Regions from separate parts of the Mus musculus genome. Here regions 1 and 3 are each linked to region 2. A link is a loop called in an ENCODE intact Hi-C map of the cell type or tissue named here. Cell type or tissue: heart. All regions are shown on one strand.

The links. Hi-C counts contacts between places; a loop is a spot of excess contacts. Peaks named below come from ENCODE experiments on the same cell type or tissue, not always from the same donor. Only the 100,000 strongest peaks of a DNase experiment are listed, where the experiment ranks them.
Region 1: it touches region 2 in a loop (2.9-fold over the local background); 5 of 42 quality-filtered maps call a loop at or near these places.
Region 3: a loop joins it to region 2, with 7 times the contacts of the local background. A loop is called at or near these places in 20 of 42 quality-filtered maps.

What each region holds. Positions count from the first base shown.
Region 1 is chr6:85,582,765-85,590,764 of GRCm38, forward strand. Alms1 (ALMS1, centrosome and basal body associated) reads left to right here and starts at 4,767. Exons shown (of 23, transcript NM_145223.2): 1 at 4,767-5,262. The coding sequence starts at 4,882. In heart, a CTCF peak has its summit at 4,230 (motif pointing right); a DNase peak (open chromatin) is centred at 4,827; H3K4me3 peaks cover 2,314 bases; H3K27ac peaks cover 1,317 bases.
Region 2 is chr6:86,005,946-86,013,945 of GRCm38, forward strand. Gm33319 (a long non-coding RNA gene) reads right to left here and starts at 1,964. Exons shown (of 5, transcript XR_003956459.1): 1 at 1-1,964. It overlaps 4930553P18Rik (RIKEN cDNA 4930553P18 gene), which reads left to right. Exons shown (of 2, transcript NR_155305.1): 2 at 1,915-3,408. In heart, a CTCF peak has its summit at 4,213 (motif pointing left); no DNase peak of the experiment used is centred here; H3K27ac peaks cover 245 bases.
Region 3 is chr6:85,832,723-85,840,722 of GRCm38, forward strand. It overlaps a transcript of Nat8 not described here. Among named protein-coding and RNA genes, the nearest start is that of Nat8, 4.4 kb to the left of the region's middle. In heart, a CTCF peak has its summit at 4,301; DNase peaks (open chromatin) are centred at 2,179 and 4,799; H3K4me3 peaks cover 344 bases.

The DNA.
Region 1 (8,000 bases), 420 kb before region 2:
TGCTCCCTGACCTTAAAATTGTCTATTGTGGCAGAAAGAGCTTAATGGAAGTACTGTAGTAATTCCCTTTGCTACTACAGTTATAAACTAAAGGGAGTTTTTGTTTGTTTTCTGAGACAGTCTATGTAGACCTGGTTGGCTTAGAACTTCCTATGTAGAAAACAGACTGGCTTTGAACTCTTAGAGATCTGCCTACCTCTGCTTCAAAGTGTTGGATTAAAGTCATGCGCCACCTGAGTTTAAGGGAGTCTTTCTAGACAATACCATGTGGGTTTGTGAACAGTGTGAGATAGATCTTTTCTCTGTGTAGGCTGGCATCATCCAATCAGCTGGGGCCCTGGGTAGAACTCTGTCTTTTGTGAAGCCCAGATTCTTTGTTTGTTTTTGTTGTTTGTTTTTCGAGACAGGGTTTTTTCTATGTAGTGATGGTGATCCTGGAATTCACTCTATAGACCAGGCTGGCCTTGAACTCAGAGATCTATTGCCTCCTGCATGCTGGGATTAAAGGCATGTGCCACCACCACCACGCAGTTTGTGAAGTCCAGATTCTTTACGTCTTGCTCTTGAATCTCAGTTTTGGGATTGCATCAGATTCTTGAGTCCTTATGCCTCAGATTTAAAGTTATATGTAAGATTCCTTGGACCAAGATCCCTGAGTCTCCAGCCTGTTGTGGGTCTTTTCAGCTTCCATAACCATGTAATTTTTATCCAAATTCCTTATTATCTTTCACATGTATATCTCTGTATAACACCTTCTCTCACTTTGTCTAAGAAAGAAGAAACTTATAGAAATTGCAGGTCTTTTCGGGCGGTGGTGGCACACGGCTTTAATTCCAGCACTTGGGAGGCAGAGGCAGGCGGATTTCTGAGTTCGAGGCCAGCCTGGTCTACAGAGTGAGTTCCAGGACAGTCAGGGCTACACAGAGAAACCTTGTCTCGAAAAAAAAAAAAATTGCAGGTCTTTTTATGACCTTCCTCACCGTGAGCTTCCGGTGTCAACTTTCAGGCTGTTCAGACTGTTATTAAGCCAAATGTGAGATAACCAGGGAAGTCAGGGGAAGGGAAGTGGGTACCTTCTCACTTCTGAAATGTTACCATCTCAGGAATAGTGAAATTTCTTCCACAGTCAGAATTCATAGACCTGGGAACCAAATGAGTAAAAGCAGTTGTGAATTTTCAATGTAAAACTTTGAATTTTGTCACATTTCTGTCTCTGGGACTCTGGATTGATAGAATTAGTTTTCAACAAGGATGTAACAAGAGCTCATATGAACGGGAAGTTGATGCTTGATGGTTTACTTTTCATGCACTTGGCTTAATAAGTCAGAAAGGGGCTTTCTAATTGGTCAAGCAAATGGATTCGGATTACCAAGGGAACTAGAGAGAGTATGACAATGTGGAGTAAGGAGAGACTATATCTGGAGAGAGATTGCTTATGGGTTAAGAGTACTTGTTTTTGCAGTGGTCCTGGGCCCCAGATGGTGGCTCATACTACCTGTAACTCCAGTTCTAAGGGATTCCATAGCCTCCTTTAGCCTCCTCAGGTACCAGGCACACACGTGGTGCACATACATAGATGCAGAGAAACATTCCTACACATTAATAAATGAATCTGAAAAAAGTGTTTTACAAGGAATATATCTGGAACACAGGTGATTTTCTGGGGGCGTTCTGTTAGAATGACCTGTCTAGCAATATCATGTAATGGAAGATGACAGTCACCTTATGTAGGTAAGATTCTCTCAGAAATAGTTTGGAGTCACCTAATGGATCAAAGACCCTGTGATATAGGCTGAGACATGAAGTAGATATGAAAAGGGTGAAAGCGATATGCTAAGGTTTGTGTCCAGTTGCAAAAGTGAGGAGTGTTGGGTTATTGTGTTGCTCCTTACATTATGATTATAAATTGTGGCTATGTAATTGTCTGTTTTGAGTCATGCAGCTTCATGCTTCTTGTGATTTCATCCTGTTTCATACAACGTGGTTTAGTTGCACTATGCTGATGTCTTCAAACAGCACTTCGTTCCATTTTTCAAGACTGTGACTTATCTGGGAGGTTCTGCTTTGCCAGGTGTGTGAGCTAGATTGCTTCTTTCCAATGCATTTCCTTTTCAGTTAAAATGAGTAGAGGAAGCTAAGCATGGTGGCTGATGCCTATCGTTCTAGTACTAGAGAAGTTAAGAAAGGATCATCCCAACAGGTTCGAAATCAGCTACAAAGTTCCAAGACAACCTGGGCAACAGAGTGAGATCCTACGGCAAGCAAGCAAGCAAGCAAGCAAGCTGACCAGATTAGTCACTTCTAGTACTTATAACTGGAAAAAACAAAAACAAAAACAAAACAAACAAACAAACAACAACAACAAAAAAAACCCCAAACCTGCTGGAATAGATATGGATACCTGAGAGTGGGTTCCAAACAAAAGGTCTTGAAAATGTGGGCTATCTGGAATTGATCATCATGCTCAGTGAGACTTGGCCTCAGTTACTTTTCTGTTGCTGGGATGAAACATCCTGACAAAGAGCAACTTAAAGGAGGAACGGCTTATTGTGGCTCACAGTCTGAGGGCACAGACCAGCAGGGTGGGAAAGTTCTGGTGTTTAACACAGTGAGTCACATCACACCCACAGCCATGCGCAGAGAGAAAGGAATATACGCATGTTTCTTGATTGTTCTCAGTTCAGTTTTTCTCCTTTTTCTAGTTCTGGACCCTCTGCCTAAGGAGTAAAGGCACAGACAGTGAGCGGGACCTTCCAACACAAGTCAGTTTAAGACAATCAGTCTCTCACAAGCAAGCAGGCACACATGTGTTAATTCCTCTATTCTTGGCTGTGGATGTGGTGTGACCTGCTGTCTCGGTTTTCCAGTTGTGATGGACTGCAAATAGCGCGTGACTGTGAGCTAAAATAAACCCTTTTTGTTAGGTATTTAATCACAGTGACAGAAATGAGAGCAAATGGAAATTTAATGAATACTTAATTTTCCCTTCACTGGTTTATTATATATTTCTTTTATGTTTTCCTAAATTTTCTGGTCCTTTATCATATTTTTTGTATGTATTTATCTGCCCATCTATTTCCCCAATCACACAGATATACACACACTTATATACATATACATTTTTCTATATATGCTACGTATAATCATTTTTTGAAGCTGTTAATGGATTTCTTTAGCCATTGGTGGCAATGATTCATCCTACATGAGGGTTTGCCACCTGGTGTCAACTGAAAGTTACAGTGAGCCTCTCTCCTCCCACACAAACACCTGGAGGTGCCCTTCACTCTTTGCTTGTCTGAGGACCCCTAGTTGCTAGCTGGGAGAGGAAGTCAAGAGTTCTCCAGTAGGCAGACAGCTCTAGGAATCCCAGGGGAAGCCAGGACTCCAGTATTCTATTTGTTATCTCCTGGCCTGTCAGTTCAATCTGTACTCTGTTGCTCTCTCTTGACAGTGTTCGCTGAGCAGCTCCTTAAATGCCAGAGGCTGTTCCAGACACTAGGCACAGTGTTGTGGCTTCTTCTGGGGAGACATGGACAAATGTCTCTCTGTGATGGTTTGAATTAGAAATGATTCGTTTCACAGTTGGTTTAAGAGGTACAGCGTTGCTACTGGAAGCCTGTTGGGCAGGATGGAGGGTCATGTGCTTTTACCTGCTAAGCCATGCTGCCTGCCCTCTTTTAAAGACTTTTTTTTTTTTTTTTTTTTTGTGGCAGTCTGTCTATGTCACCCTGGGTGTCTTGAAACTCCCTATGTAGGCCAGGCTGGCTTTGAACTCAGAGATCTACCTGCCTTTTCGTCTCAAGTGCTGAGAATAAAGGCGTGTACTACCTGATCCAGCTACCTTTATACTATTGTGTGTGCACTCAGTAAAGACAATTTAGGGGAGTTAGTTCTTGCCTTCCACTTTTATGTGAGTTCTGGGAATCAAACTCCAGTTTGTGGTGTAGATGCCTTACTGGTGGAGCCATCTCTTCAGCCCTGAGGGTGTGTGTGTGTGGTTTCTTTCTTTTCGTTTTTTAAAAAAAAGATTTATTTATTTTATTATTTATTTATTTATTAATATTTCTGGGTTTTTTTTCAAGACAGGGTTTCTTTGTGTAGCTCTGGCTGTCTTAGAACTCAGAAATTCGCCTGCCTCTGCCTCCCAAGTGCTGGGATTAAAGGCGTGCGCCACCACCTTCTTTTATTTTATGCATGAGTACACTCCCATTGCTCTCTTCAGAGACACCAGAAGAGGGCACCAGACTCCATTACAGATGGTTGTGAGCCACCATGTGGTTGCTGGGAATTGAACTCAGGAATTGAATCCGTGAGCCATCTCTCCAGGCCGGGGTTGGTTTCTTAACCTCGTTTTATAGGCGCTTCTCACACAGTTGCTTGTGGTTTAGTCAGATCCCAACTATCTCTCCTCTCTTCCCTCTCTCTCTCTCTCTCTCTCTCTCTCTCTCTCTCTCTCTCTCTCCCTCTCTCTCTTAACTATTCACTCATCCCATTAGATTCACTACTGCTAGGTAGACTGGCACTAACCTTAAAATTTGTAACTTGCGAACGTGACTATTATTGGTTTATTCTAGGGCAAGAGATAAAAAATCATGGGTGACTTTGTGCAGGACCCCTAGCGTCCCCAAAGCCCGGACTAGGTTTATTGTGAGCATACGGTACTGTGAGCGAGGTCTAGTGACGCTCTTCTGCGGCTTTCCCGCGCTCCCCGCGGGGCGTCCCTAGCAACGCGCGGGCTGGTTCTCAGCTCCGCCCCGCGTGAGGCAGTGAGGGCAGGTGCGCCTGCGCGCAGCCGCAACCGCCAGTCAACTCGCTTCCCCTCCCTTCCTCGCCCCTCCCCCTCTCCTCCTCTTCCAAAGGCGCCTGGAGCGCGAGGCCAACATGGAGCCTGAGGACCTGCCGTGGCCTGACGAGCTGGAGGAGGAGGAGGAAGAAGAGGAGGAGGAGGGCGAGGAAGAGGAGGGGAAGAAAGAGGTGGAGAACGCCTCGGCGGCGGCGACCGAGGAGGCCCTGACCTCTGAGGAGAGTGGGAGACTGGAAGAGTTCGAAGAGGCGGGGCCCGACTTGGATTTTAACTACGAGTCCCAGCGGCAGGAGAGCTCGGACGAAGAGGAGGACGAGCTGGCTAAAGCCTGGCTGCAGGCTCACCCCGACCGTCCTGGCAGTGCTTTCTCTCTGCCCCCTCCCACGCCTCCGCCTCCGCCTCCGCCTCTGTCCCCGCGGCTCCGGTACACCCCAGTGGAGCATCTGGGCAAGACTGAGGTGAGAAGCGGCTCTGTAGCCCGGAGCTGGGCTGTGGGGAGGAGCGGGGCTGAGGCCAAGCGACTGTAGAGATGCTTGAGCTACTGAACTGGGTCCAGGATATCGGGACCTACGCGCTGCGGGTCGCCTTGCTTATGGACTGTACACCTTGCTTGTGGGGCTGGCAGGTTCTTTGTAGTCTTAGGTTCTTCCTGACATTGACAGCTCCGTGTTTCCTGCGCCTCTCAGTGGATCCGTTTTTTTTTTTTTTTCGTTTTGTTTTGTTTGTTTGTTTTTGTTTTTAAAGTAGGGCAGATAAGACAGATGGCGCTGGGAGCCGGTACTCCCAGAGCGAGCAGTTAGAAAGGCTTCTTTGGCAGGAGGTGGGAGCTGGGGAGGGAGTCTAGGGAATAGCTAACTGGTGGAGAGACGTTTAGCATTTAACACCTTAGTTTTATTGAAGTGCAAGAAACATCCCCCCCTCACCCCCCCCCCCCCACTAGGAATTATTGTTGGTTAAGTATTCTGCGTGAGCTTTTGTGTGTCTTCCCGCCCATTGTGTGTCTTTGCACTTGTAGCAATTAATAGGTTCCTAGCCAGTGGCAGGAACTTGGAATGAAAGAAAGCTTGTGAGGCAGCTCTGGTCTGGAAAATTAGAAAGCACCAAGTTAGGACCAAATAGAGGAAGAGCCAAGTTTACAGAGGTCCTACCAAGATCATTTTGAAACTAACCGTGCTATTAATGCTTTTTAACTATCAGGAACTGCGTTGTTGGTCAGTATGGTCACGTGTGGTTCTTTACATACGAATTAGTTTTAAGTAACACTAGAAAGGCTGGTGGTGTATTTAAGTGGTAGAGAGGTCTTGCCTAGTGTGTGCAAGGACTTGAGTTTTCAAGCCCTAGTATTGGGGAAGGGGAATGAATAAAATTAGGAATTCAGTGATCCTGTACACTTCTCAAGTGCTTAATAGACCTGCTTAGTGGCTGTCACGTTGGACAAAGCAATTGCAGAACAATTTCATTATCACAGTGATAGTATGGACTGTGATTGTCAAAAAGCAATACATGATGTTTGCTTGCTAGGTGGTATTAAATTCATTCAGCTTATACTTTAAGTGTTTACCTTGTACTTGATACTAAGGAAATCATGGTGAACTAAACTGCTGCCTTCCTAGTGTTCCCATTCTAAAGAGGGAGGCAGATAAAATTCACATGATCTCATAAGTAAAACTGCTATATACAAAAATGCATGCATAAAAAAAATGAATGCATGAAATAGGTAACCTGGACTTGTCAGTGAGGTTGGGGAGTTACCTTGAAGACTGCAAGGCTAGTAAACAAGGGGTTAAACAAAGCATAGATAAAACAAGGCACTGTTGGTTAGCAAGAGTGTGACTTTTTCACATTTTACATTTGTTTTTTATTTTTTATTTTATAGGGTTAGGATTGAACCCGGGCCTTTAAGCAAGCTAGGCAAACATTGTACTTACTGCTGGACCACATCATTTAAAGCATGACATTTTCAAGAAAAAGAAGGCCATCGAGTTGAGTCTGGACTATAAGGCTTTATGTGTTATGCCAGGCATTTTGAGGCTTTATCTCTGGAGTTTTGGGAAGTCAATAAAGAAGTTTGTGATCAGATTTGTATTCCAGCAAGAAAATTAATAGTGTAGCTAGCTGTGCTAGCAAGGGGGATTCGAGCAGCCTGACTAAGTGAAGGACAGTAATTAGAGGACCCGGGCAATGCTGTCAGGCAAAAAGGGTTTTAGAACAAGGAAGTGAGCAGGGTGTGGTGTCGTATACTTTTTAATTCCAGCATTTAGAGCAATGGTTCCCAACCTTCCTAATGCGACTCTTTTCTATCTCATGTTGTGGTGACCCTGAACCATAAAATCACTTCATAGCTGTAATTTTGCTACTGTCATAAATCCTAAAGTAAATGCAGGATATGCAACCCCCAAGGGGTAGAGGCCCATAGGTTGGGAACCTCCGATTCATAGGCAAAGGCAGGTGGGTCTGGAGTTCCAGGCCAGCTTGGTTTACATAGAATGGGGAAATTGATGGGAATAGGAGAAATAGGTTGTTTCGAGATGTTTGTCATGCCAGAAACAGGGTTGATGGGCTGGTGACATGGTGCTGTGAATGAATTCACAAGCCAAAAGGGCAGAAATAGAAAGTTTAGGTTCTTTAGTGGGGAGCTTTTCTGGCACTGTTCAAGTGTCATGGTGCTGCTCTCTGGTTGCTTAGGTCTTGTCTGGTGCGACTCCTTGTGCATTTCTTTTCTTTCTCTTTTTGTTTTCTTATGACTGTGCAGTTGAAGGTATGAGTCACAGGGGGTCAAATTTCTGATGGTCTAGTGCGCTCATTAAAGAGTGGAGACAGTGATTTCAGTATGTTCTGAGACAGGCTGCAGCCAGGGCCTGTTAAGCTAGATCTTTCTGAAGGAGGCAGGGCCTTTGCTTTGAAACCTAGCCTGCTTTGAGGCCAAAACAAAATAGCCTTGCTCTGAGATTAGAATAACTTGGCATACACCACCCATCCCAAAATAACATTAACTTTTAGAAAGCAAAATCGTGGTACTTCATAGTGGATTGGATGTGGAGGGTAGTGTCCAGGTATTAGGTTAGTGAGTAAATGCTTGTGCTGATTTTGAGATGGACCGCATCTGTGGTGGCTTTGAGCAGGTGATGAATTGTCTGGGTGGGTGATAGATTGAATTTGGTTTTAAAAATTAGAGAAGTGGTCTGGGCTAGAAATT
Region 2 (8,000 bases):
AGTGTGTAATTTCTGAAAGTACCTCACAGCCACTCATGATAATGTTCATTGCATAAGCTGAAGGAAAACTCAAGAATTATTTTCTTAAAAATGAGTGAATGAATGGGCAGGTGGCTATTAGTTAAACTTTGAGTGACAGTCATATTTCAATCCACATGTGTTTATAATCATGAAAACTCAACCATAATGAAGAACTGATCAATATATATTACTAATTAGAAATGTAAGAGGCATATGTGAACCGAACAAAGTTTGCTTAAATTGAAGAGACTGTAAACACAAATTAGGCACATTCCAAATTGACATTAATTCATGGAATAGCTCTTTGAAAAATATAGAAAACAGTACGTGGCCCCAAGAAGAAAGAGGCACAATATAATATGCAAATATGGCTCGAGTCTATCAGTAATGGAAAAACCCAAATGGATCTTTTACATCAAGTCTTCCAGAACACACAAAGTTAATTTGAGGACATGCTCATCCTAAAATGACCCAAGAAAATTCAGACTTTTTTGATGGACTGAAAATAAAAATTGATCACAGAACACTATCAAATGGATTTGACAAAACAGTAATTCCATATGCTGAAGATAAATTCATTCCAGAGATCCAATTTCAGTATACTCAAGCCAATGAACATAATACATCAAAGAAATGATATTTTATATGTATCATAATAAATGTGTGTATATTTATACTGTGCATCATATTGCTGATCCTAACAATAAAGTGAGACCTAATAATATCTCTGCTTTCTTCTGTAAAACATTTATATAATTCATTATTTTTGTTTATTTCTGTAACTTCATTGTGTAGTCTTTTAAAATCAGATGATTTCACCTTATTTCTATGTGTGTGTGGATTTGTGCACATGGGTTCAGTGCCTGTTGTGGTTAGAAGAGATGATCAGATGCCCTGGATCTGGAGTCAAGCGACTGTGCAGCGCCTGCTTCCCCTAAAGAGCAATGGATGCTGTTACACACTGTGTCTCTCCAGCCCCATTGTGCAGCCTCAGGCATCAAATGCAAATAAGGGTCTCAGCTGCACGTGGGGAAGACCTTTCCAACAAAGCTGTTCAAAACACCTAGCTCTGGTTTGGATTATAATAATGTTTTAGGTACCACGATGTTGAAATAGAGAGTCTGACACACACATACACACATACACACACATAACCTGGAATACCAGTGCCAATATTCCCAATGTAAGGAACTTTCCAAACTTGGCCATGATGAAACACATCTGTAATGCCAACACTTGGGAGTTGCTGCAGGAGGATCACCAGTTTAAGGACAGTCAAGGCTACCTAGCCATTCTGTGTCAGATGGCTAAATCCTTACAACTTTGCCTGTCAAATGTGGGCATCCCCTCAAGGACTGTAAGGTCACTTTCACCAGATGACTCCAACACTGCAGTGAAGTTACTGGTCCCTTTTCACAGGACCAGTTACTGTATCACAAGTGACTCTGGAAAGTATGTGCAATGATAATGGGGAGACACTGACTAAGACCATGAGGAGAATTGGGTGGGAGTGGTGGGTCCCAGATCCATTCCCATGGCTGCTGATGACATCCTGATCTCACCTATAGGCTGAGAGCTATCGGCCTTCAGTGAGTTTCTTACGCCAGAGGCTGATGTGTGGGGACGTGGCTCGTTTGGGAGAATGCTCCTGTTTCAAGCCCAAGGCCCTGGGTCAGTTCCTAGCACTCCTAAAATCTGTCCTGGTGCTTGCCCATAACCCAGCACTGGTAGCCAGTGGCAGGAGAATGAGTTCAGGATCCTCCTGGGCTACCTAGGTTATGTGGTCTAGCCTGGGTCACATGAGTCTCTCTTTTAGTATACTATGTAAAGTATGTGTTCTTTCAAAAAGGAGTTTTCCATGCCTTACCCATATTTCCTTTGTTCTTGTTGCAGGACTGCAGCCATGTCACCTCCCTGAGCAGCATGGTGACTGTCACAGATTTGTGACTAGCTGAATCCCACACACTTTCATCAGTGTGTGTGTGTGTGTGTGTGTGTGTGTGTGTGTGTGTGTGTGTGTAGATTCTGTGTATATTTGAGTTTTGTATATGTATATATGTAGGATGGTGTAGATATCTATGTATATGTTCAACCTATGTCACATATGTTACATCTGTGTCATGTATGTTCTCTGGTGTGTGTGAATGGCATATGTGCCCATTCACAGAGTCTAGAGGAAGACACTGATATGTCTCTATTAATGAACCTTATTTCAGAGTAGAACAGTATATTAGGAGTTCATAGCAACTGGAAGTTGATTTTGTTAGGTGGTATATTTGCTAACAGGTTAAGATGGGATTTTCTAGCTGGGAACCAGTATGGACCTAAGAGCCCTGTGCACCCACTGCTGGCCAGCCTTGCCTACCTCAGGATGCCTGAGGACAGGTTGTAAGGTTTGTGAGGACACTGTCAATTTTCTGTGAGAGACAAAGTTTAAAAAGTGAGGCACAGAACTTGAACCCAACTGATAAACATGCCAAGTGAAGTTTCTGACTCAGGTGAGCTTCGTTACTTTTTGCTTGACTGTAAGCCCAGATGCAATTTCAGGTAGAAACGGAAGTTCCTGGTGCAGACAGCATGGTGTCTGCTTTGTGAGATGCTTGTCAGCAGGCTATGTGGTACCCAACACCATGGAAACTGGATCCTGTTGATGGGGATGCTCTGCCGGGCTCCCAGGAGAATCTTCCAGGATGCTGTTTGGATCTTTGCACTTTGATGATCACTGGCTACTGAAGCTCCAGAGTATCACAGGTATGATAGGATTTCCCGATCAAAGTGGGCTACCTCACAAGCTATGTGAAACAAGAGGAGATGACTGTAGCTCTGTGGACTGCATCAGGGTTGTCTCATGTGAAAGAGCATGAGGCAGCCCTCCTCCCCTCCTTGTACTCCACGTCAGCCCTTCAGATTGTCCAGTCCTGCAACCATGTTGTCCTGATGGCCAATCATCCTGACTGAGCACTATGACCACCAATCACAGCACAGTACACTATGAGTCTGTCTGGCCTAGGGAGGGTCTGCTTGCCTGAACATGTTTCCTGGAAGTCTGGAATTGCTTTGAAGCTGTAATGACCTTACTGCAGAAGGTAGTGCTTGCTTCTGTCCAGCAATAAAATGGGTGTCCTGCAAAGGGATGACACGACAAATTCATTGTCAGCGGCAGATTACAATGCAAAGCTCACTAGGAACTGTGAGTGGGTGCACAGTCTCTTTGCTGCTTCTGCTAATGATGGCCTTGCTGAGAAGTGACACTACCCAGAACACAGTCATTCTCCATAAAGCTCACAGAAACTCATGTTCTACTTATCTAAGTGTATTTTGAAACAGATTTGCAGTTTCTTAACAATGCTATTTAATTCTACAATAAAAGTTGACTGGTGTGTCCTGCTCCTGGGTCTGCTCTCTGATCAGGCGTCATAGACACGTTAACTGAGGTGTGATTGACAGTGAAGATTAGCGAGGTGCTGGAGGGCAGCCTTGTCCTAGCTGCTCACTTATTTCTCCTCTATCTCATTTCCCCCCTTTCTGTCTTTCTTGTTTTTGGTTGTGACTGGATCTCAGTGTGAAGCAGCTAGGTAGCACAGGCTAGCCTGGAACTTACCAAGATTCTCTTGCTCCTGCCTCCTAAGAGCTGGGATTAAAGACTTTTAATTACTACTGTTACAAAGTTTAAACCTCATCCTTGACGTTGTCTATAACTATTCTTGATTATGTTTACTCCTCAATGCCCTCTCCCATGCTCCTCCAAGTCTTCGCAAAACCTCTATCCTAAACACTCTCCTTCTGTCAAGTCTTATTTAAATGTACATTTATCTACTCTGTCTCTCTGAGTATGTATATGCATGTGCGCATGCATGTGCGCCTGTATGCCAGAGGCTCTGTGGAGTTCAAGATAACTTGCAGGAATCCAGTTCTCTTCTCCCACCCTGTGGGATCCCTGAATTAAACTCTGCTTGTCTGGCTTGTGTGGCAAGGGTCTTGTCCCATAAAGCCACGTTGCCGGCCTCATTTTCTGTGTTTGAACATCCCAGTGAGTTTAATTGGGATTTCTTGTTTGTGCATGCTTGTGGGATTCTATTAGAGCCTAGGCAACTTCCCATTCTCTACACCCCTAAAGAAAAATGATTCCTGTCTCCCAAACAATCAATAGCTCCCTGCATGCTGGACTGCTGAAGGGCTCCACCTTGTGGAGCTTTCGTGGAAGTAACTGCAGTGGCTGGGTTTCATGAGTGCAATGGTCTTTACCTGTCTAGAAGAGAGGCTGCCACAGCACTCCTCCCCAGCCTCCATCTCTCACATTGTTTCTGTGCCATTTTATACCTCCTGAGCAGTAAGTTGTGTGCATGTGCGTATGCGTGTGCGTGTGTGTCTGATATAGATATCTCATTTGGGGCTTATCACTCAATACTCATTCTCAACCTTTTGAAGAGTAAGGAGTCTATACATTAACCACTCCCCATGCAAAAGAAGCCTCTTTGACCAACAGGGAAAGCAGCACTAATCTATGGATTTACATATTTACGAGGCAGTTTGTTTCCCTCTGGGCCTTTATGCCTTTTCAGAGTTCCAGATTGCATCCAGCGTCAGGGTTCAGTTGCCTAGACATCCACCCTTCTAAGGTCACATGCTGACTCTCCCAGGGCCACACCTAGGACGTCGAGTGAAGTTGAAGCCAACACTGAACTTTGCTTTATGAACTGAGCTGCTGTTCCAAGGTCGTCTAGACTTGTGCGACTAACATGACATCAATGAACTCCTTGGGTAGAGAATGATTCCTGATGGGACCCTCAAGGGCAGCCAGGGTTGGCAAGCGTTGCCCCAGTCATTCCTGCCTGAGAAAGGTGAGCTCTCACCCGTCTCCACAGTCAACACTCAACAAATGTATCTTACATGGGAGCCATCCTGGTGACCAACGCATCACTACAGTGTGCCATGTTCTTACCACTGGCCCTGTGGATAGCTCCAGTACATGAGTACCGGAAGTCCATCTGTAAGTGTCCTCTCTGCGCATGCTCCCATTCCAGCCCTGCCCTTGCCCAGAAACCCTCTTTTTTCCACTTCTCCCATTCTGTCCTTCCCTATCATGCTCTCCCCTGCTGCTGGCTGGTCTGGCCTAAGTGAGGACAGAGGCGATCTCTCTTCACATGAAAGCTGACCCAGGAGACACACCCCCCCCTCCCCTGCTGCCTCTCACCACGCTGTTGGCAGGTGCAGAGTGTTAGGAGAGGTTGCTCTGTTGGTACAGGACTGGGATGAGCATTCAAGGTCATCACTGTCCATTCTCCCAGATAAACAGATGAGAGGAAAAGAAACCCTTCTGGTTTGCGGTGCTCTCCAGAGCACCACTTACTTTGAAGACAGTGTGTGGGCTCTAAGGAAGGCTCCGTGCTCAACCGTGAATTGGGCTTACCCGTGAGGATCAGAGTTCAAATCTCGGAACCCACACGGTGGCTCACACTGCTCAGTGCTCCCTAGTTCCCGGGGATCTAACTCTCTCTGGGGACCTCAGCTGTCACCAGGAATGCACATACCTACAAACACACACATAAAATAGCCTTCTAAATAAAAAAACCCCAAGAAAAATAGAAACCCCTAAGTCCAGGGCTCTGGGAATGTTTCTGTGCACAGGTCTTGCTAGGTGTGCTCAGGCTTGAGGCAGCACTGGGGGACTGACAACAACTCCCGGAAGGAGAGCTGAAGCGTCTGGAGTTCTGGTGGAAGTTGGATGTGCCTGGCTACCCCAACACAGCAAGACAGTGCGACTCGTGGGAATCTTCTCCAAGTGCACATGGGATTTCCCCTCAGCCTTCAGCTGTTCCAGCCTCACACCAGACAAAGCACAATGGCACTAATTCTGTGGGCCCTGCAGACCCTGGGGTAGCAGGCGGAGGGCCTGAGGAAGGAAGTGGCACACAGGAAGCCACTTCTGTTCTTGCTATTGTTTATTGTCCTGGGGCACAGCCATAGGCCTTGCTTCTTAGTTTTGGGATGAACTTTGTCTATGTGCACACTTTTCATTGAGGCCCAAGGCAATTAGGTAACTCATCCCGAAGATGAAAACCCAAACACTTGCTGGGTATGCTGCCTCACATCCTGATAGCGGGGAAGAGAGGCATTAATGCTATCATTACTTTTAGCCTGCTTGAATTACATAGTGAGACCCTGTTTCAAACAAAGCCAATTCTAGGGAGGAGGGGAGACACCTTCTGAGGCGCTGGTGCTTCTCCATCAACAAGCGCAAAGAACCTCTCAGGCGCATTTGCCTGTTAGCTTAGTAAGTGGCACTCGTACTCCCTGAGGCCTGCAGTGTGTTGGCATCTCTCTCTCTCTCTCTCTCTCTCTCTCTCTCTCTCTCTCTCTCTTTCTCTTTTTTTTTTTTTTTTGAGACAGGGTTTCTCTGTGTAGACCAGGCTGACCTTGAACTCACTCTGTAGACCAGGCTGGCCTCAAACTCAGAAATCTGCCTGCCTCTGCCTCCCAAGTGCTGGGATTAAAGGCACGAGCCACCACAGCCTGGTTGTGTGTTGGCATTTCTGAGCAGACACTTAGTCATGGCTGTTTTGGGGGTGGGTAAGATTTCTATATAAGGCAGGCTGGTCTCAGATATTTGATGATTCTCCTGCTTCAGCTTCACTGAGCTTTGAACAGCAGTGATATTGATGTTCTGTTTAGATCAAAGCTAGAGATATAGGGTGCTCATATTCTAAAGTAGCATGGAGCTACAAATTATCACTGTAGCTGCCAGAAGCCATAGGACACTGGGTAGAAGGTGCAGGTAGCCATAAAGGACTCCTTATTGCTCACAACACATGGCCAGGGCTCTGGTCTCTCTGGCTACTTCTTCAATGGTTGATTTAGAGGATTTAGAGGAAGCAGAGGGATAAAGTTCTTCACAGACTGACTGCAGCCATCTGAGGAAGCAGAGGTTCTCTAGCCAACTGGGGGAAATGAGTACCCACTCTCGAGTGTCTGCCCTGCATGTCTGTGACACGGATCGCTTGGTAGCAAGAGCCGGCTGTAACACCGAACACCACATGGTTTGTGCTGTTGGTATTCTGGGTTCCCCAGCATTCTCATCCAGAGATTTCTGAAAGTGAGACCATAAGTGGACAGGTTTTGGGATCACACACATTGTGATGGGAATCCAAGACAAAGAAGAAACCATAGATCCCACAGTCATCATGAAGTGACACCCAGACCTGGTCTCCTGGGGACAAGGGGTAGTTTCTCCAGCAAAAGGGTATACACTGGAGGAACTGGTCATACTATTACAGAAATGCCTGTTTAAATGAGTGTGTATACACACCTTCGCACTTACAGGAGCTTTCTGCATTTGGGTGTGACTATATAAGTGTGTATGCAGGTAAGGATCTTTATGAGTGTGAGCATGTACTTGTAGGTATGAGCATTCATGAATGTGTGCCTGTGTGTGTTCACGTTCATGTGTGCCTTTACGTGTAGATGTCTATGGGTCACGTACATGTGCTCATGTGCATGCAGACTAACAGGAGCCTGTTTTCAGGTCAGAGGGCATGTTTGGAGTTGGCTCTCTTCATCCAGCTTAATATGGGCTCAAGAACTGATCCCAGGTCATTAGACTTGCACAGAATAGTTGTCAAGGGCTCCACTGCTGCCCTGGGAGCCTCTTACCACAGCTCAAAGGGCACTAGTGCCAGAGAGAGGGGTGAGGAGGCTGGGCTGCAGTTGGGAGGTAGGAGGGTCCACGCCCCAGAGGGATGCTTGTGGATTCACTCTGCAGCATGAGGCTGAGGGCTGCAGAGTCTACTTCCCAGCTGCTTCTCGCCTCACTCCTCCGTGTGCCCCAGCAGTTGTGCCCATTACTGTTTGGAGGTGTGCACTGTTGTGGGCTCGGGTGCATGTGTGCCTAGCACATAGCTGTGGAGGTCAGAAGACAAACTTGGATGATATTTTTCAGGCACCTTCCAATTTCTGAGACAAGGTCTCTCAATGGCTAGAAA
Region 3 (8,000 bases), 170 kb before region 2:
CCAGACCTGGACAAAGGGTACCTCTGTGAGCTCTAAGGGTTGCTCAGTGGTGGAGCACTGCACACCATCCCCACTCCTGTCTGCACACAGCCCAGTTTAAAATGTGGACTGGGTTAATGATTTCAGATATTTGATGTGAATGTAAAAAAAAAAAAAAAAAGTTCCACCAACTGGGGACCATTCTAGTGCAAGTCGTCATATTTGATGAGTGTGTTTGTGTGTGTATGTGACAGAGGAGAGAGCTTTTGTCTGTTCGCTTTGTGATCCCCACAAGACTAACATGGAGAAGCAAGCTCCATGATAGATCTTACTCCTGTGGAAGGCTGCCATCCCTCTTCATGGCTTCTTCATGTTATACCATCTCTTGCCCAGGATTCACGAGCGCTTTGCCTTAAAGGGCATTAAAATTCATTAGGGGAAACAAAACAAGACTGAAACCCAGTCAAGCAGCAGCGCAGGAGCTTCTGGGCTTTCCCTGCCCTCTGTGTCTTTATGTGCACAGTGCTCCCTTGGGGCTTCTCAAAGCCCAGAACTCTAAACCTTGGGAAGACTTGAAGGTGAGTTGGACTGTGGACTTTCCTGCCATTCTAAGCACAGGATGAGCTTCCTGCAACCAAATGCCGTCCCGAGACACCCGAAGCTTCCTAGTTCCCTCTGCCCCAGCATCCCAGTGTCAGTGATATTTAGCTGATTAGTCTAAAGTTCACTTGTATTTCCTGAGAATAGGAAGTGTGCCTTTGCTGTTAAGGGTCAGTTCTTTGTCATCTTGAAGAGGTTCAGTCCCAAAGACCCCAGGTTGCTGGAGATTCAAGCCACTGTGATCCCAGGTAGCTGATACTCTACAGATACTGATGGCCCCTGACAACAGCATTCCTAGTGACCTGGTAGAGAGGATTCTGGTAGCAAGAGTGTACATGCTCCCGGATGGATGGAGGTCCTCAGGGAGAAAGGGTGGGAGCACCAGGCTCCCAAGAGACCTACCATCATAATTCAATGTTGTTTGTACCTAAGGCAGAATGTAAGCCACCATTAATTCAATAACATAAGCACCCCAACAGAAGTAAAGGACCACTGGGAACCCAAGAAAACCTACATAGAGATGCAGATGTAAGGCAAGATGAGGAACCCTGGCACCCCAAAAGAAGAGAAGAATATCATGCAGCCAAGAATAGAAGCACTCAGATAGGGATGTAGGACTTCTATGTATGCAGGAGTGAGGGCATGGGCTCTGGTTACCATCAGGGTGTCCAGAAGTCCCGAGACTTCCTACAGTGGAGACATAAGCCACATAAAAGTAGGTTTGGGGTGGAGTGCTGGAAAGGTGGCCCAGTAATTAAGAGTGTTGGCTCTTCTGGCCTTCATGGGCACTTCATGCACGTGGTGCGCAGACATACAAACTGGTAAAGCACTCATATGCATAAAAATAATGTATTTTTAGAAAGTAGGTTTACAAGGATATTAAGGCTCTAGAGTTTTGGTATTGGGGGTCCTACCCCCATTCCATACTTATCCTGTTCAGACGATTATGGGATGGACAATTAATAGGAGTCCACTTTTATCTTGACCTCCACAGTTACCTTCTGGGAGGTCATGATGTTCTGAGGGCACGGAGCTAGAGGCAACAGAGACCTCTATCCCTCCTTGTGCACTAAACATCCCATGCAAGAGCCCTAGCATCCCTTCCTCAGGCCCCTTCCTCACTCTTACCATGTGACCACCCTGTTCCAAGTTCAAACTGACAGCAGTGTCCACAATAAGAAGCTGTGTGGGTACTAAACTAGGAGCCCCCCCCCCCAATTCACAGAGATAGAATGACAGGCAGAGGCTGATTCTCCAAATACAATCTAGTTCAGTGGGGAATCTCAGGGCATTGCAATGCTGTATATGTTGCCCACACAGGGCCTGCTTTCCAGTGGCTGGCCCAAATAAAGGAGAAGACTTATGTAACATCCTTACATAACCTCTCTTGGCAACAAAGACAGAAATGGAGAGGTTATCAGACAGGTTAGCAGACAGAGCAGCACTGTTCCCACAGTGGCAGACCAGTACAAGATTGTGGTGACCTTTTAGCAAGATGCAGTTCTAGTTTAGTCTTCAGTGAGTATTGCTAGTTTTGGGGCACACACCCTCCAGATCTCTCCTCTGTGACCAAGCAGCCTCCTTTGGTGACTTATGCATCAGGGGAGGGTCTGACTGAAGTGAGCCTGGGCAGATGAAGATAACCCACACAGCATCTCTGCAATTTACCAACACATCTGTGTCCTTGTGTGTGTTCAGTGGAATGGAGGATTTTCACAGAGATGTGGGCTGAGGATGGGCTTTAGGGCCTGTCTGTCCTCAGCCCTTGCAGTCTGGCCCTCAGCCTCACTTTCCAGAGCAGAAGCTTCCAGGCAAACTCCTTCCAGATTGGACAGAATCCATCTGGAAGAAGCTGGCCAACCAGGCTTCCCTGCCTCCGGGGAGGTGATAAATTCCTTCTGGCCTGAGTTTCTAATGGCCTGGAGTTGTTAATTAGTGTGGGGATAAGCTCCCTTGGGGGAGTGTGGGGTTTCTAAGCATAGCAGAGAGAGTGCAAAGGTCCTGTGCTTTCTTGATGCTGAGCGCAGCCCCACCCTCCACTCTGCTGATTTCTGAACTCACAGTTCATAGTTTCAGGTTGTCATGCCCCCTAACTCCAGGCAGATTCCACATCTCTAGTGAAGTTACAAAGCCAATTTTTGAGGTTCACTTTTCTATATAAAAAATCCTTAAGATTTATCTGTGATACTAAAAGGGTTAGGCCTATTTGATATTTTTCTGGTTTTGACCCCAAATGGGTCTTTTCTTTTTTCTTTTCTTTTACTTTCTTCTTTTTTTTTCTTTTCCTTTTTTTTTTTTTTTTTTTTTTTTTTTTTTGAACAGATAAGGCTGAATGTCAACCGAGCAGCGAAGGAGACTTCTATTCTGAGCACATGCCCTTCTAAGAAATTCTATTTGGACTTCCTGGTTTATAAGCTGAGGGTAGGACCTAAATTGTCCATGCCTGAGGCTCCACAGAGTCAAGAGAGACGCTGAGCGTGGAGCTTTAAATTGGAGGCAATGCAGACTTACAATAGAACCCATTAGGGTTCATATCCTAGCCCTGCCTCTAATGACTGTCTTTAGCTTTCAGTCCCCTACCCTATTTGTGTAGTTGGGGGGGGCGGGGGTACAAAGTGGCACCTCCCACTGAATCCCTAAATGCACTGTATACACAGGTTTGGTCTCTTCCATTTTTCTTCTTCTTTTTTTCTCTTTTCTTTTCCTTTCTTTTCTCTTTTTGTGACTTTTAATCCTTCTAAATGTTTTTCTTGCTTCTTGCTGAAATCTCTACAACATAAAATTAAGCTTTTGCACTATGAGACTTTGCAGCATTTGGCCCACTGGCAATGTTTTGGTTGCTGACATTTCTCAAATGCTAGCCATTCCCAGTACAGATGCCACCCGGTATTCCTACAGCAGCAGCTTCCTGGTCTGTCTCTGTAAACCCTGGGCACCAGGGCACAGTCTGCACTCGATCTAAGGTTTTGTCTTGGCTCTTCTGGCACAGTTCCTACTTGCTACGAGGACTTCAGCAGCCTGAGGCACCACTGAACCTCCTGCTACTCCTAACTCACCGTGTGACCCAACAACCCAGTCTGCCCATCCAGGCATGGGTACAGGCACCTGCGCAGCATCTCTCCACCCTTCAGGAAGAGCTGAGCTAGCCATACTAGACTATAATTGGATCCCAGACCTCTTTGGAGATGCTCCACTCATACAACATCCTGGAAAACGACCTCAGGTTTCCAGAAAAACTCAAATCATGTTACTTGCCTTGGGGATTGAAGATGCCTTGTATCCACTTCTGGGTTGAACGGGTCTCAGGCACTTTGGCAGCTGGTGTCAGAGACGAGGCTTTCAGGAACACAGGCCTCAATCTCAATGACTGCCACGATGCAAGTTGGACACAGTATGTATCTTGGCTCAAGAGTTGGCAATCTTCCTCTGCCCTTGAAGAGTTCTTGCGTCAGAGTTCTCGTGGTGAGACAGTCTTCACATTATCCCCCTTCTTAGGTACTGTAGAGCTCGCTCCCTGGCCCCTGGGAGCTTCCCAGAGAACTCCACTGAGGGTGAAGGGAAGACCACTTTGTTCTTGTGAAGCTGGTGTTGCCACCCTCAGATTCTAAAGTTTAGATGCAGGGACGACGCCATTGTTGGGGTTCCAAGGAGCCTCCTGTGGGTCTCCAGAACTTCCTTTCTGGCTGAGGGAGGGAGCAGTCGGTTGTAGTAAGAAGCACTGAACTCGTGGGGGCGCTCTTTCCTAGGAAGACAACCTGCCCTTCCCGACGCTCTTGCTTTGGGATACCAGCATGGGAAGACTTGTTTCCTTTTGAAGTTTCCTCGGATGATATCTTTAATGCTGCCTTTATTTCCAGATGAGGAATAATCGTTAAGACTAAAATAGTAGAGTTAAAAGGAAAGATCAAGCTAGGAGTCCAGCAGGCTAGTAGAGACTTCCACCATCAAAACTTCCTTCAGAGAAGCAACAGGTAGGTGGTGTGTGTCATCACAAGTGGGGAAAAGTTTTGAAAACAGCAGGAGGTGGCTTAGAACCGTGAGTGAGCTTGTCAGTGAACTTGTAGAAAGGTTTTTAGGAAAGTGTGAGACAGATGATGAAGGCAAAGACCAGCTTTCAAGGGAATGTGGGGATTGGAGACTATTGCAAAAGCAATTGCTAAGGGCGCTACTGGCAGGAGCTTGTGCTAATCCTTCCAAATGCCCCTGTAAGGAAGCCCCAAGTGAAAATGTAGCTAGCAGCAGGGGGCGGAGTGTGCCTGACCGCCTCGACAAATAAAGTGAAAGAGATTAAGGGAGGCACATGTTAAATTCAAGCCTCCCCATAGGCGCGCGCGCGCGCGCACACACACACACACACACACACACACACACACACACACACACACACACACACAGAGAGAGAGAGAGAGAGAGAGAGAGAGAGAGAGAGAGAGACACACACATGCTTAAGCATCTGCATACATATGTTCATCTACCCATGTGATTAGGTGCGTTACATGCTTGCCACATTCACTTGAAAAATGTTAAATTGGCCATTTTGTTTTGTGCAGCCATGGAATTTTCTGTCGTTAATAGTGCGAAACAAAAGCCAGGCAAATGTGCATTTCACCTTGACTATGGAGGTGGTGGATTTTTGTCTTGTGCCAGATGTGGAAAAAACTTTCTCCCTTCTTTCTTCTTTTGCACTGGTGGGAGCATGTGTGTGAGGCTTCCATCCACATAGAAACCACCCCAGTAGTTTACTTGTTTAAGTTTCTGAGGACAATGGGAAACACAGTGGCCTTGATATTTAAATGTGTTCCTGTTGTGGCTCTCTGTCTCCATCACTTTCTGCATTCAGCTTTATTTTCCTGCTCCTCCATCACTCCTGGTATGAGTTTTGTAAAAGATGATGTTCGAGGGAGGACACATTGAGGGGCTGTGTGTAGATTCTGAGGAAGGAAATAGGGTGCAGAGGATCATTTTTCATTGTATACATGTTTGAAATTCTCAAGAATAAAGAACATTATAATTAAAAATAAAAAGACCACAGTTTTAAAATGAAAGGTTAAATTAATCTAGCAGGTTTGTCAAGCTTCACACAAAGCACTGAGTTAGCTTTGTGCTAAGTGACATTTGCCTGCTGCCAAATGGCAATTAAGTGGTGTTTGTCTCTCACTTACTCTTTGTCCTACAAACTCTCTCTGTTTGAATTCTCTGATGTCCTTTTCCTTTTCTGTCCCTTTCACATCCATTAGGACTATGAAATGGCAAAGTTAATGGTTTGTCTTTCTAATTAAGAAGTATTCACATCTCTTTTGTTAAATCTTTTAACCTGAATTTGAGCGTCTCCATTTGAGCAAAGTCCCGGTAAAGACTGTTTAAAATAAAAGTAAGGTGTGGGCTTATATTTTTCAAAACCTACTTTAATAAGTGCTCTTCAATGCTTTATCCTCCCTTCTCGCCCACCACTCGCCAGAGGCAGTGGAAAGGAAAGGTTAATAGGGCAAAGGTGAATGCGGACCTGTTTAGAAAGAGTTCTTTGTAGCAAATCCAAACTGCGTTGTCAGAATATCAGCAGTTCAGTTCATATGAATCCGCATCGGTAGCTTGATCCACTTGCAAACACCATTCATGAATCAGCAAAGGCAGTTCTCTCTAGAGGAAAGCTCGAGGCCCTGTCAATCAGCCCAAGTCTTTGGAATTAGCAAGAAGCCACTGGAAGACCAGAAATTCTTTGATGGCGTTTCTCTCTACAAAGTCACCACAAATGATGATCAGCAAAGACAGGCAATGTGAACCAATACCACACAGCCTTGTCATTGAAGACCAGCATCAGCAAAGCCCAAAGATGACTAGCAAAGACCTCTAGGGACACTAGGCCTGCCTGGTGTGTGTGTGTGTGTGTGTGTGTGTGTGTGTGTGTGTGTGTGTGTGTGTTCAGGCAAAATACTTATACAGGTAAAAATTTTAAATTAAAATGTTTAAAGCAGAAAGGAAAGGTGGATTTTATTAACATGTTTCCAGTATAATGAGATTTGGTCTCTGAAGAACACTTTAAGTGTTGTCTTTACCTTAATATTTAGAAATACTCAGCCTGGGCTGGGGAGATGGCTCAGCGGGTAAGAGCACTGACTGCTCTTCTGAAGGTCCTGAGTTCAAATCCCAGCAACCACATGATGGCTCACAACTGCCCATAGTGGGATCTGATGCCACCTTCTGGTGCATCTGAAGACAGCTACAGTGAGTGTTTAGTTCCCAGCAACCACGTGAGGGCTCACAACCATCTGTACAGCTACAGTGTACTCATATACATGGAATTAAATAAATAAATAATTAAATAAATAAATAAATCTTTGAAAGAAAGAAAGAAAGAAAGAAAGGAAGGAAGGAAGGAAGGAAGGAAGGAAGAAAGAAAGAAAGAAAGGAAGGAAGGAAGGAAGAAAGACTCAGCCTACTTGGCCAGGTGTGGTGCTGAACGCCTTTAGTCCTGGCACTTGGGAGGCAGAGGCAAGTGAATCTCTGAGTTCAAAGCCAGCCTGGTCTACAGAGTGAGTTCTAGGACATCCAGAGCTACACAGAGAAACCTCATCTTGAAAACAAAACAAACAAAAAACAAAAAACAAACAAAAAAGATTTAGAAACACTTTATATTAAAGTTCTATCTTCATACTCTCTTGGAGAACCAATATTGTGAGCTTTTAAAAATGACCACAAAAGGCTTCTCAGGACGCTGTGGGCTCTGACTCCCTCTCCCCATCTCTCTGGTTCAGCTTGACTGTTCCTTCCCTTTAAGACGGGGTAGGTTACTTTGCTAGGCTGCTGGCAGGCCAAGAGGAAGCCTTTGATGAAACAATTGTGAATAGCATAATTCATTCCAAGCAGAGGCCAAGATTAGGACATCAGCTTCCACTGAAAGGCATCTGTGGTGTGATGCACATTTTAATGACCTCTTGGCTCACAAACACAACAACACAGGCACCTCTGCTATGAAACCTGGGAGTTTTTCAAATAGTGCCCTAAAGACAAATCTGTGAGCCTCGCAGATTTTGGTTTGTTTTTCCTTTTCACTGCACGTTATCATTGTTTACTTGTCAAAAGTAGCATTGACAAATAATCCTTATTTTTCTAGTTAAAAAAAAAAAAAAAGAAATGCTGTTAGGTTTTTGGAGCGTTTCAGGCTGATCCTCTATTATTAGATTAGCTGTAATACAGTGTCATTTCTCCTGATTTCAAACGTAGTATTAACTTTTTTTTTTTTTTAACATTCAACTCTCTTTAATCCTAACTCAACTCAAGGTCTTAAGATTTGAGAGCTTAATTAACAGTGGCATTTCTGGCTAGCAGGCATTTTTTGCTATATACTTAATTATTATAGTCAGCACCAGACATAGAAAATATATGGCTACCTTCTGTTATATGTGCACTTGGCAAATATCAAA